Regions from separate parts of the Mus musculus genome. Here all the other regions are linked to region 3. A link is a contact called in ENCODE Hi-C data. All regions are on one chromosome and are shown on one strand. The core of a region is the stretch at or near the end of the contact, and the rest is flanking DNA. Distances in the headings are between cores, read along the strand shown. Region 1 holds the start of Diaph3 (diaphanous related formin 3). Region 2 holds the start of Tdrd3 (tudor domain containing 3). Region 3 holds the start of Pcdh17 (protocadherin 17).

Evidence for each region. Hi-C counts contacts between places; a loop is a spot of excess contacts on that map.
Region 1: a map of T-helper 1 cell shows a loop between it and region 3 (5-fold over the local background). The contact joins the promoter of Diaph3 here to the promoter of Pcdh17 in region 3. A Hi-C loop is called at or near these places in 2 of 37 maps with a recorded cell type or tissue (T-helper 1 cell and left cerebral cortex).
Region 2: a map of heart shows a loop between it and region 3 (14-fold over the local background). The contact joins the promoter of Tdrd3 here to the promoter of Pcdh17 in region 3. A Hi-C loop is called at or near these places in 7 of 37 maps with a recorded cell type or tissue (gastrocnemius, heart and left cerebral cortex).

The regions. Positions count from the first base shown.
Region 1 is chr14:87,139,140-87,143,156 of GRCm38, forward strand. Diaph3 (diaphanous related formin 3) reads right to left here and starts at 2,085. Exons shown (of 28, transcript NM_019670.2): 1 at 1,859-2,085. The coding sequence starts at 1,975.
Region 2 is chr14:87,414,172-87,418,110 of GRCm38, forward strand. It overlaps Tdrd3 (tudor domain containing 3), which reads left to right and starts at 2,412. Exons shown (of 14, transcript NM_172605.3): 1 at 2,412-2,677. The coding sequence starts at 2,637.
Region 3 is chr14:84,442,193-84,446,220 of GRCm38, forward strand. It overlaps Pcdh17 (protocadherin 17), which reads left to right and starts at 1,371. Exons shown (of 4, transcript NM_001013753.2): 1 at 1,371-4,028. The coding sequence starts at 3,903. Gm32498 (predicted gene, 32498) reads right to left here and starts at 1,212. Exons shown (of 4, transcript NR_168882.1): 1 at 333-1,212; 2 at 1-44.

The DNA of each region.
Region 1 (4,017 bases), core at 835-3,334, 2.7 Mb after region 3:
AATATGTAAGTAAAAGTCTAACTGTGGAGATCATCAAGAATCCAAATTACTTCTAAATGAATTATGAAGTCATGATTCAAATCAAGCCCCACCCATGAACTCAACATTGTAGAGTTCAACATCTTAGAACTTCAGCATGTTGTCTTTTAGACTTCATTTCAGCATGACTTTTAGCAAATGGTATGGGCACTGTGGCATACCAGAGAAATAATAAAAAACACAATCATCAGCCTTCAGTAACATCAAATATTTATTCAAGAACGCTATGTTGTAAACTACAGAAAATCACACTTCCGTGGCAGCCAAGACATGTGCTGAGCACTAACCCAGAAAGTCAATTATAAAAAAGAAGAGATGGGCCGGGCGTGGTGGCGCACGCCTTTAATCCCAGCACTAGGGAGGCAGAGGCAGGAGGATTTCTGAATTCGAGGCCAGCATGATCTACAAAATGAGTTCCAGAACAGGCAGGGCTATACAGAGAAACCCTGTCTCAAAAAGCCAAAAAAAAAAAAAAAAAAAAAAAAAGAAAGAAAGAAAAAGAAGAAGAGGAAGAGGAGGAGGAGGAGGAAGAGGAGGAGGAGGAGGAAGAGGAGGAGAAGAAAGAGGAGGAGAAGAAAGAGGAGGAGGAGGAGGAGGAGGAGGAGGAGATGGGGGCTGGTGAGATGGTACAGCGGTTAAGAGCACGGACTACTCTTCCGAAGGTCCTGAGTTCAAATCCCAGTCACTTGGTGGCTCACAACCATCCATAATGACATCTGACACCCCCTCCCGGTGTGTCTGAAGACAGCTACGGTGTACTTACATAAAAATAATAAATAAATCTTTAAAGAAGAAGAAGAGGAGGAAGAGGAGGAGGAGGAGGAGGCAGCATCTCATGGATCCCTCTCAGAGTGGACAGAATCTATCATGACCAGGTTAACTCTCTCCTATCCTCGTGTTATTTTGATGCTCAATTCTGCATAATCAACCCCCACTTATCTCAACATGTCTCTGCTCTCAGCTTTATTCAATTACAAGTAAATATTACACTTAGCGATTGATCCACAATCTATTATTTTGGATATAATCATGGTATAAATTCCTGAAATTGTATTTGACAAGAAAGGGCAAAGCCTGTTCCTATCAATACATAAAAATAATTTCCCCATACTTCTAAGGAAAACTAACAGTCAGTGTTAACTCTGCAATTCTCTTGGACTAATACCAAAACCTACCAACCCACACAATCAGACAATCTGAATGAAATCATCCTCATTACCTAGTTTCCTTCCAGCTGACACTAACTAAAAGCTTACCAGGTGCTAATCATAGCTCTTCCTTAAGCTTTAAGAACGCAAAGCCAACCCGATTAACGAGTTTCAGATACTTGAAGACTCCTTCCAAGCTAAACATGACATTCTTTAGCAGTGACTACACAACCCGCCAAGTTTGAAAACGAGTTGCCTCAACTTGTAAAAATACGTCCACCTTAAAAGGTTCTTGTTGAATTAAAATATTAGACGGGGGAGGGAGGGCTATCAGCTAGAAGTTCACTTTCTGTCTGACTGACTGTTCTACTAAAGGGATGGGGTAAATTTTAACTTTCTTTTAAAATGCAGAATCCGCCTTGATGACGTCAGTACACAGCCATTTGAACTGTTTTTCAGATACGCCCAAAGAACTGCCAGGCTTCACAGACATCAGGGCATTCGTCCCAGAAAGGAATCGAATCCCGCCTTGTCACTGGGGATCTAAGCGGATTAACAGCTCAGGCCTTCTGAAACAAACCTAGCTCCCAGCTCCCGGGGATGTCACCTGGGGGACAGGGAGTTGTAGGCCGCGGGAGTCGCCGCACGTTGTGGCTCTGGCCCACACTTACCAACTTGGGTCGCTTCTCCCCGGGCTCGTAGGGGCCAGCGGGCGGCGCGGACTGCAAGCCCTTCCTCCGCGACGACTTGCTGTCCCGGCCGAGAGCGCGCGCCCGGTGCCTCTCCATCTTCCCGGGTCTAGGTCGCGACCTGATCTGGGGCTTTGCTCCGCGGGCTCAACTTCCCGGTCCCACGCCCACTGCGCATTAACCGCTGCACACGGCTGGGCCAATCTATCTGAAATCTCCCGCCACCACAAGCAGCCCGGTCAGCCAATCCCGCGCCGCGGAACCTGTGACGCAAGGGCCCCGCCTTTTCCGGGGATGCCAAAGCCTGGGCCTGATTGGCCCTTCGGCCTGTCCATCGCGCTTCTCGCCCTCTGGCTATGCAGGCTGCTTGCCAGATGGTACATAGTAAGGAACGGGTTTGGAAGGAAGGTTGAGCTAAAGAGAGTCTCTAACAAGGCTTCCCTTGGACTTTCAGAGTAGGTTCTTGAAAAATCTGAGCCGCAGGGAACCTCTCTCAGTACTGTTTCAGCAGCACTGAATACGAAAGCAACTGATAAGCCCTTTGAGTAGTCTCTGGAGATCTCAGGGTCTAGGAAAAATACTTCTACTACTTGCCAGCGCCCATGCCTCTTAGAAGAGATGTTTACCATTTTTTGATTACCGTTTATATAAAAATACTGCTGTCGTCTCAGAGAGAATAGAGTTCATTCTAGAACCAGAAATGAGTGACCGCAGCCAGGTGGTGTGAACATCGGTTGAAGCACGGAAGAAAGTCATTTCAAAGACATTAGGACAGACCTACAGGTGCTACGAGATGCACAGTCTTGTTTGAGGTTGGTGGAAGTTAGTGGACTTTTAAGGAAGAGCAAAAGGCGTCACGTGATAGTCGTAGGTATGTTAGATCTAACGCAGCGATGAATGGCAATTACGTGAGCCAAGATTACTTGGCTCTGGATTGGCAGCATTCCATGTCTCTACAATCATTGGAATTCTAACCTGTCAATTAAGCGCGTAGAATTTTTACTACAGGTGCGGCTTTTTCTGGAACTCCAGTTCACATTGTTCAGCACTTACAGCATGCCTCAAAGCCTAAATGCGTACTCAGGGTCAACCAAAAATTAAAAGGAATAGGGTCCAAACAATTCACAGTTTAATGTGTTTCACAGGTATTGACACAAAACAAAATGTAAAATTATAACAGCCATTCTACAGGTTTTTAAGTTCAGGTGGCAATCCTAAATATAAAGTAGAGGAAAGGGTCAGAACCTGGGTTCAAGGCAAGCAAGCACCTATCCCCAATATGCCAAATAAAGACATTAGTAATGAAGAGAAAATTCTGGAGATCAACTCAGTGTGGCTACACAAGGAAAAGGAACAAATAAAGAAATCCAGGAATCTCCCAAGTGCATCCTTAAAGATATTGACCTTCTGACTATGGAGGTGATTCAAGCCAAGACAAGTAAACATAAACTATTGATTTTGGTACAAGAAATAGTTCTAGGTATTCCACAGAGACTAGCACAGGGATTCAGAAAATGAACCTAAGGTTTCATCTACAGCTTTTAGAGGTTTAGGTTTAGTTCTGGTCTTGCAGGTACTGTTTGCTCCTTTTCTTGTTATAATGTGAGTTTTTATTATTGTCACACAGATTTTCATCTTCAGTGAGCATATACTAAAGGCAGATTCCAAGAGATTACCAAGGTCACCGGAAGAAGTACCTGGCTCTGTCACGATGGACAAGGAAGATGAAGCTTCCATTCTTACCATTTGGTAGCTGCGTGGTGTTGGAGGTGATGTGTGACTTCCTTTGCTTCTCCATCAACAAACACTTCAAATAGGAATGCTTCAGCTTACGTGAGACAACATACAGAAAGCACACAGACCTATCGGTGCAATGCAGCCAAAGACAACCAAGAGACAGACAGACCTATAGTTGGGACAATTTAGATTTATTACAAAACATGTGAACATCGCTGTGATGAACCACGAGGCTCTTAGAAGATGATGCTACAAATCACTTGAAAGATCTGCATTTTGCCGGGGTGATTTGAGGAAAACCTCACAGAATACTATTAGGAGGAATGGCCAGGACTGGGTGCTGTCTTGAAGTGGGAGCAGTTTAATGCCCAGGATATCTTGATGTTTCCTAGGAGCATGATAGC
Region 2 (3,939 bases), core at 1,162-3,661, 3.0 Mb after region 3:
GGTCTGAGTATGTCGCTCTGGCTGGCCTGAAAATATCGATGGAGACCAGGCTGGCCTTGAACATCAGATTCTCCTGACTCTGCCTCTCAAGTGCTGGGATTAAAGGTGTGTGCCACCACTGCCTGGTCCTGATATTGCACTATTGATATTTTACACCAGCAAATTTTTGAGGGTTCCACAAGTGTCCTGCGCATTGCAGGTTGTTTGTCTCCAACCCTGGCTTCTACCCACCAAATCCGATTGACCTCATGCACTCTCCGAGGCTGTAGCATCGAAGTGTCCCTACACATTGTTAAATGTGCCCACGAGCTTCTGACCCAGCACCTGACTGAGAACCATCACCTAGAAGCTAAAGTTAAAAGAACACTGGTAAGTGTATTTCTTAAGAGACGTTAATGTCTAGTGGAAGGGAGCACACATCAGGCTGAGCGACTGATTCCAGGACTCGTTTAAGGCATTCTTTGTTGTAAGGATAAAGGCATTTCCCCCTCTGCTGTACACTATCATTTTAATACACTGCTATGCGAAGATTTTGTATTCCTATGGACTTTTATCCAGTTTATTTCAAAAATTCAATGTGCCATTAATGTCATGATTTTAGTTTTTGATGCTCTTATTATAACAAATTCCTCCAGTAGGAATCACACTCTTGAAGTGGGTTTGGTATTTTGTGCAATGTTTAACTTTAGTCATAAGCACCTGCAATGGTAAATTCTTATTGTATCACACTGAATGTGAGAACCAGTTTAAAGGCTTATTTATTCAATAGTTCTGGTTACTGGGACATTATAACTTTCACTTAATTTACACGAATAAAAAGTTATGTTTGGGGCTGGTGAGATGGCTCAGTGGGTAAGAGCACCCGACTGCTCTTCTGAAGGTCTGAAGTTCAAATCCCAGCAACCATATGGTGGCTCACAACCACCCGTAATGAGATCTGATGCCCTCTTCTGGTGTATCTGAAGACAACTACAGTGTACTTACATATAATAAATAAATAAATCTTAAAAAAAAAAGTTATGTTTGCTATGGTCTATTTAATAACAAAGTTGGCAATTAACCTGAGCTGTCCATTTACTTTTATTTATTTTTTTCCCCCTCTGTGTTCAGGTCAGCTTGTACATATAAACACACTTGCTGCTCATGGATGATTTAAAACATTTTCTACCACTGCAAATACTAGGAAAGAAATTTATTCCAGTTTCTGAACATGCTGTACACATTTAATTATACGTAGGAGCAAATGTGTGTTCAGAAAGACATCATAGCATATTTCCCAAGGAAGGCATAGTGACTTTAGAACTGTGAACAGCTAAAGTGAGAAAATGGAGATTTCAGTTAACTTCTGGATGCTTAATACCCTTCTTTCTCTAATAAGTTGCTTTTAAGTCTCAGGAGCAGCTGCCAATTTTGCAGTCTCTCCGAAGTCTGGCTCAGTGACGGTGACAGTAAAGGTGAAGCAGCCACCGCGACGGGTTGCAGACCGAATATAAGTTATTTTTTTATTATTAGATGTTTTCTTTATTTACACTGCAAATTTTATCGACTATAAGTTCTTAAATAGCCTGTAAGTCTGCAGAATCACTGGGAAATAACTTGCCCCCGACTCTCCTCCTCCGCGCCACCGTCCCAGGAGGAGAAGGACCCAGATTCTGGAGTAAACTTTTTAGGAGCACCAACAGGCCCGCCCCGACCCAGAAACCTCTTCTCTGATTGGGCTGTGTGACTCCTGATTGCCCAATCACGATAGGAGCGTTCCGGCGCAGCTCGGTGGCGTCGCTGCGCGTGCCCAGTCGGGGACACGCCGTGCACCCCGGTCCTCCCGCGTGCGGCAAAGGGCACGGCGTAGGGCGGTGCTAGCCCGGTTAGGTGCCGGTGCCAAGGTCGCTGGGCCACGCTGGGTTAGGGCTACGCCCAGCAGGAGGGTGACAAGAAAAAAAAGTCTTGTCCCTGTTGCCCAGTTTCAAAGCCAACTCCCTTAAGTGCAGGGTTAGGGTGTCGCGCTCACCCAACTGCCTGCGGGGACCCAGAGTGGGGTGCGAGCCGCAGTCTCTGAGCCTCGGCCGACCGCAAGGCCGGGCGAATGGAGCGGGCCCTGGTGACAACAGCCAGCTCGGGTGCAGAATGGGCTGGGCTGCACCGCCCCAAACGTGGCCGTGGTAGCATCATCCCCGATGCGCCGCCGCCCGGGCCGCGGGGGTCCGTGTCCCGCCCCGTGAGGCAGCCTAGTCCCTGGGATGCGCGGCTCCCGCATGTGTGTGCAACTTAGAAAGTGACCAAGCAGCCCGGTCCCCGGCAGCAGGAGCGGCGCCAACCAGCCTAGCCTAGCGCCGTCCCCCGCGGCGCCGTGTCCGATCCCCGGCCCAGGCCGCGTTTGGCGGCTCGCCGCTCCCAGCCCGGGCCGGCCCCTGCGGCCGCTCACAAAACGCGGCGAGCGGAACCCGCACGCGGAAGCGCCCGTCTCACTGAGCATGCCCAGTGGCACAGTCGAACAGAGGAGTTTTTTTTTCTTTTTCTTTTCTTTCTTCTTTTTTTCCCCCTCTTTCTTCTTTTTCTTTTTTCTGGGTCTCCAGTAGGAGGCCCGTCCCCCACCCTCAGTTCAGACCCCCGCCGTCCCCGAGCCTGAACAGCTAACCATGGCCGAGGTGTCCGGCGCCGCGTTGTCCCAGGCGGGTTGGTAAGTGCCGCGTCGCGCCGGCCGCCCGGCCCCGGGCTCGGGTCCGGCCCCGGGGAAGGTCGGGAGAGGGGCGCCGGGGATGCGGCGAGGAAGGCGGCCACGGCCACCCGCCCCCGTCCTCTCGGGGGCCCTCGGGGCCGGCTCCGCCCCCGGCGCCACGCGGAGCTGGGCGAGCGTCCCCGCTCCCCTAGGGGCGGCGGCCTGCGACCGGGAGCGGCGCGCCGGCGGCAGCGGCGGCGGCGGCCCGCGGGGAGAGAGCGAGGCCTCGGGGCCGGGGAGCGGGCGGCGGCCAGGCCCCGAGCCGCGCCGCTCAGGAGCACCCGCGGGGCCGAGCACGGCGCGCCGCCGCCCCTGGAGGGTGTCGCTGCGGCGGACGCGGGAGGCGGCGGCCTGCGGGAAGTTGGCGGGAGCACGGAGCCCAGCCCCGCGCGGCGGCCGGAGCCGGCCCGCTGCCCTCGTTTCAAACTACCGCGCTGACCGGAGCGCCGCTGCCCTTGCTGCACGCTCAACTCGCGAAGCAGAGAATGACCGTCCCGGCTACTCGTGCCGGGGCTGCCCCGTGGAACTTTTCTGGAAAGGATGGTGTTGGTCTGATCTTTTTTTAAAAAATACTTTTCCAGCCGTGACTTTTGGGGATCTGAAAGCAATGACAAATTACTTGACATTAAGCAGTTTCTGGAATTGCAGCCACACCAGTTGTAAACATCCAGTTTAATTCAGCGTCGCTTTCCCCAGCCTGGCGTAGGTACCTTCTGGGCTGATGGGTAGGGGTGAGGATGAAATACAGATTACTCGTCCCAGCTTTCTGAAACTACACTTTAGTGAGAAGGGAGATCAAGAAAACTATCGCAGTGTTAGCAAAGCGTGAAGGACAGACCGAGCACTTGATGACTGAAGGAGAGAAGTGGGTTCTGGCAGATGGTGAAGAAAGACTTTGCAGATGTAGAGTTAGGAATGTGTTCATTTTGGAGAAAGGACACTAGATCCTAGAGGTAACTGGAAGTAGGGAGGTATTTGAGGATTAAAGCCAAGAAGGAGGAAGCCAGTGCTTAAAGGGTTGGAATTTTACTTTGATCTTAAAGTTTTGACCAATAGGGCAGAGACAAAGCAACCCTGCTGTGAATGCTTTGCTAATTGACTTGACAGGCCTTTTTTTTTTCCTGCCCTACTCACAGGTGTAAAGATGAAGGCAAAGAATTAAGTAACTTTCTCCCATGACCTGGCTAGAAAGTGGTTGAAATAAATGTTGATGTAACTAGGCT
Region 3 (4,028 bases), core at 121-2,620:
TTGTGAAAGCAGTTCAGACAAAAGCAAGCTTTGAGATTCTAAAGCTGGAGATGAGAAATTTAGAATGGGGGGGGGGAGGAGGAAGAGGAGGGAGAGGAAGAGGAGGAAGAAGAGAGAGAGACAAAGAGACAGAGAGAGAATATTTAAACAAACATCATTCAATCTGGTATAAGTTCTTGCCTAAGTTCAGCTTCTATGAATAGGAGACTTTATACATATTAGCAATGCTATTTGATTTGAAAAAAATATCAAATTGCTATTTGGAATTTTAGTAAGATGAACAGAAGTGAATTAGACACCAAAGCTAGGGACATTAAGGGACATTGGATTACCTTGAATGTGGGCTGTGATAGGAGATGGTTAAAAGGTAGAAGTCTAAACACTGTTCAACCAGATTTCAGTTTCATGGAGCTGCAAAACATGTCTTAAGAGAGGCTTGTTCCCTCCTTCGAGACACTGCCTCTCTCTCCACCGGCGTCTGCTTTTCTTCTGAAACACTTTCATAATCAAGTGACTTTCCTTGCATGGGTGCCTGGGGACAGCGGGGATTTCTCTGAGGATGAAGAAAGTTACATATTGATTACAGTTGCTTGCGGCGTGTTTGCTCCCGAGCTAGCTAGCACAGACAGATCTCTAACACTGCACTTTCCTGGCGTTCACCGAAATAAACATCCCACCGTGAGAAAACGCGTACATACACCACACACACACACACACACACACACACACACACGCTCTCTCTCTCTCTCTCTCTCTCTCTCTCTCTCTCTCTCTCTCTCTCTCTCTCTCTCGCTCTCTCTCGGGCGCGCGCACGCATGCGCGCGCACGCACCCACTCCGCACCTCCAGATGAGTGCACAAGGAGTCAGAAAATCCGCAACTCCCTTGGCCCAGTGTTTGTGTGTGTGTGTGTGTGTGTGTGTGTGTCTGTGTGTGTCTGTGTGTAAGCTGACGACGTGGGTTGGTGTGTGGACTAGAAGGCACCAGGAAGACCGCAGCTGCCTCTCTCTGCAAAGTATACGGTGATTCCCCACGCCTGGCTTTACATCCTATCCCCAGTTGAAATCAAATCACTGCCAAACTTTTCTCTTTCTAGAGGAAGACACCCTCTAAACACCAGGGCTACCACGGCTCAGCCCTGGGCGCCGCCGCCGAGACTTAGCGCGGGCTCTGCGGGCCTTGATGCTCTCCGGTCGGACTCAAGCTAGTCAATGACTCTAAAGAGCTGGGGCTGCTGGCCCCGCCCCCGCCTGCCGTTTCTCCGCCTCCCATTGGGCGTGGGCCGAGAAGGCAGGGTCTGGCTCCCCACGCCGATTGGCTGGCAGAGAATCAGTATCAATGTTTAAGCGGCGGCGTGAGGTGAATAGAGTCAGTCAGCAAGAGACGCTGGGGAGAGAATCCGGACTGCGAGCCCGGCGGCTGCCGCAGCGGAGGAGGGCGGCTCGGAGACGGTACTCCAACTGTTGAATTGAATTTTTCACCTTCCATTTCCTCCGCGTCTTGGCTGGCGGAGATGGATTTATTCGGTTTGAAACCTGCACGTCTTTCTCAGGCTTTGGGGTGATCCTGACAGGCACCGCACTAGACTGAAAGAGACCACTCGTGACAGAAAAAAAAAAAAGGAGGAATTAAAATTTAAAAAAAACCTCCACAACAGACTGCACAATTAGCTATGCACACCGATGCTGGACTTTGTGAACAGAGACCGTTGGGAGGAAAATCTTGAACTATGATCCTGGGCTAAGCTGTGAATCATTACTGGAAACGTGCCCCCACCCCTAAGACTGAGAGATTTGGGGGCATCTCACGCCTAACCAAGTGGAAAGGTTTTTTTTAAAAAACAAATAAATATTCGTAAGCAAAGCAGACGCCTTGTTTTGCAGAGCCTCGGACTCCGGCCGAAAGAGGTAGAGTAAAAGTGTTCCTGGATTCAGCTTTGCCTTCCTCCCCCCACGCTTTTTCTCGTTTTTCTTCCCCCACCCCCGACGTGATTCCGGCTTTTTTGTTGTTGTTGTTTGTTTTTTTTTTGTTTTTGTTTTTGTTTTTCCTATTGAGTGGTCAGAGAAAGCCTTAAGAAGAAGCCTCAACTAAGGACTGCGAAGGGAGGACCGTGAGGGGAGAGTGAATACGATTCGTTCCGCTGCTTCTGACTCATCCCGCAGATGAGAACACCTGCATTTCTGGATGTGTCATTCCCGTATACCGAGGCGCTGGGAGAAGCGGAAATAATGTGTAGATCAACCCGTGCCTAACCTCCCCTCGGAGGTGGAGGAGGTAGTTTCCCCGGGTGGGCGCCCTGGCAGAACCGCGGTGGCTGCAGCTCCTCACCCTCTCTGCCTTTCCCAAGTCGACCAGAGACCGTGTGTGAGCCAGACTGCAGAATGCATCACGCCAAGCCTTGATGTATTCCGTCGACTCTACTCCTCCAATTTAAAATAATAATAATAATAAGGGGGGAAAAAGCCTACACTGTTATTCTCTTCAAATATTCACCACTCTTGTTCCTCGCCAAGGTTTTCCTTTCTAGATGAAAAGGAGGCTGGGCCACTGGAAGGAGGTGCTGAATAGAAAGAAAAGAGAGCCACTTGACAGCCCAGCCCTGTGAATGCAGAGACTGTTTCCCTTCTAGCGAGAGACAGGGCAGTGTGTGTGTGTGTGTGTGTGTGTGTGTGTGTGTGTGTGTGCTAGGACTGGGAGGGTAGCTCCCTCCTCCTTTCTAGTCTGCCCTCCCCCCTCCCCCCCCCCCTCAAATCTGCACGTCTAACCATGAGTTGCCTGTTGATTTCCTTTCGCCTGGCAAGAAAAGCAAACTGGAATTAAACTGCAGGGAGAGAAGTCTTTGCTTGCTGGAAGAGGATGGGATGGTAGTGGCGGCTCCCGGATTGGCATAGAGACACACCAGAGTGTTCTACGAACAGAGGCGGAGATATATCTCTATATTTTTCTCCTCCCAATAGGCTCTCGGCGCAAATGCTGATCAGGCTGTGGCTTTCTTGATTTTGGGGGAGAACCCTCTCCGAGGAAGAGAGGGAGGAGCTTGGTAGGGGGAGGAAACTACAAATCGGGACACTTTTTTTTCCTCTGCATTTCCTCCCCTCCCTCTGGCTGCTCGGAAAGAAGAGAGAAAAAGAAGAGGGAGAGAGAAAAAAAGACTTGGCTCGGAGATGCAGTCCGCTGCCGCCGCCGCCTAAACCAGCAAGGCAAGATTAGATCTTTAAATGCAGCAATACACTGCCTGAAAGCCGAGCATCCTGCATAGCGAGCAGACATTTCTCCGTGTGCCAGGGCAGCCTCAAATATACATATGTATCTGTGACTCTTTCTTCGTCCCTATTCATTCCCATCAATCGCATCACCGAATAAGAGTAACTAAAGGATTCCACTTTCTGATCTGCCTGGAGACACACCTCCCGAAGCCCTCCCCCACCGGATTTGAAGAGTATTCTGTAGGCTGCCGGAGGGAGTGGATTTTGCAGCGCCTAGCGGGAGTGAGGAAAACCAAGCAATTCTTCAGCTCATTATCATCTCTTCCAGACTCCGATTTCCTTTTTATCGCCAGCCTCATCACGCAAGTTTGAACCTCCCGAAGTCCAGGCGGGAGAGACAAAGCCTTTAGCTTGCCTTCAGCCGCAGGGAGTCGCCGCCTGGCTCCGAGCTGCTGCAGCTTCGCTGCGCGGCTGCATCTCTCCCAGTGCGAATGCTGTAGATCAACAGGTTCGGGCAACTTGAGCGGAATAAGGAGAGACTGCCTGGTGCCGCAGCCCGGGTGCGGAGGGAAGGAAAGACTCGCAGACTTGTGGCTCGCTCCGAGCTCGTACGCTCCGCCCCGGTTCCAGACTGGCGCGCACCCACCAGCTAGCACCTCCAGTCCGGCTGCTCCTGTTCCCACCCCACCGGTCTGGGATGTACCTTTCCATCTGTTGCTGCTTCCTTTTGTGGGCCCCTGCCCTGACACTCAAAAACCTCAATTACTCAGTGCCAGAGGAGCAAGGGGCCGGCACGGTGATTGGCAACATCGGCAAGGATGCC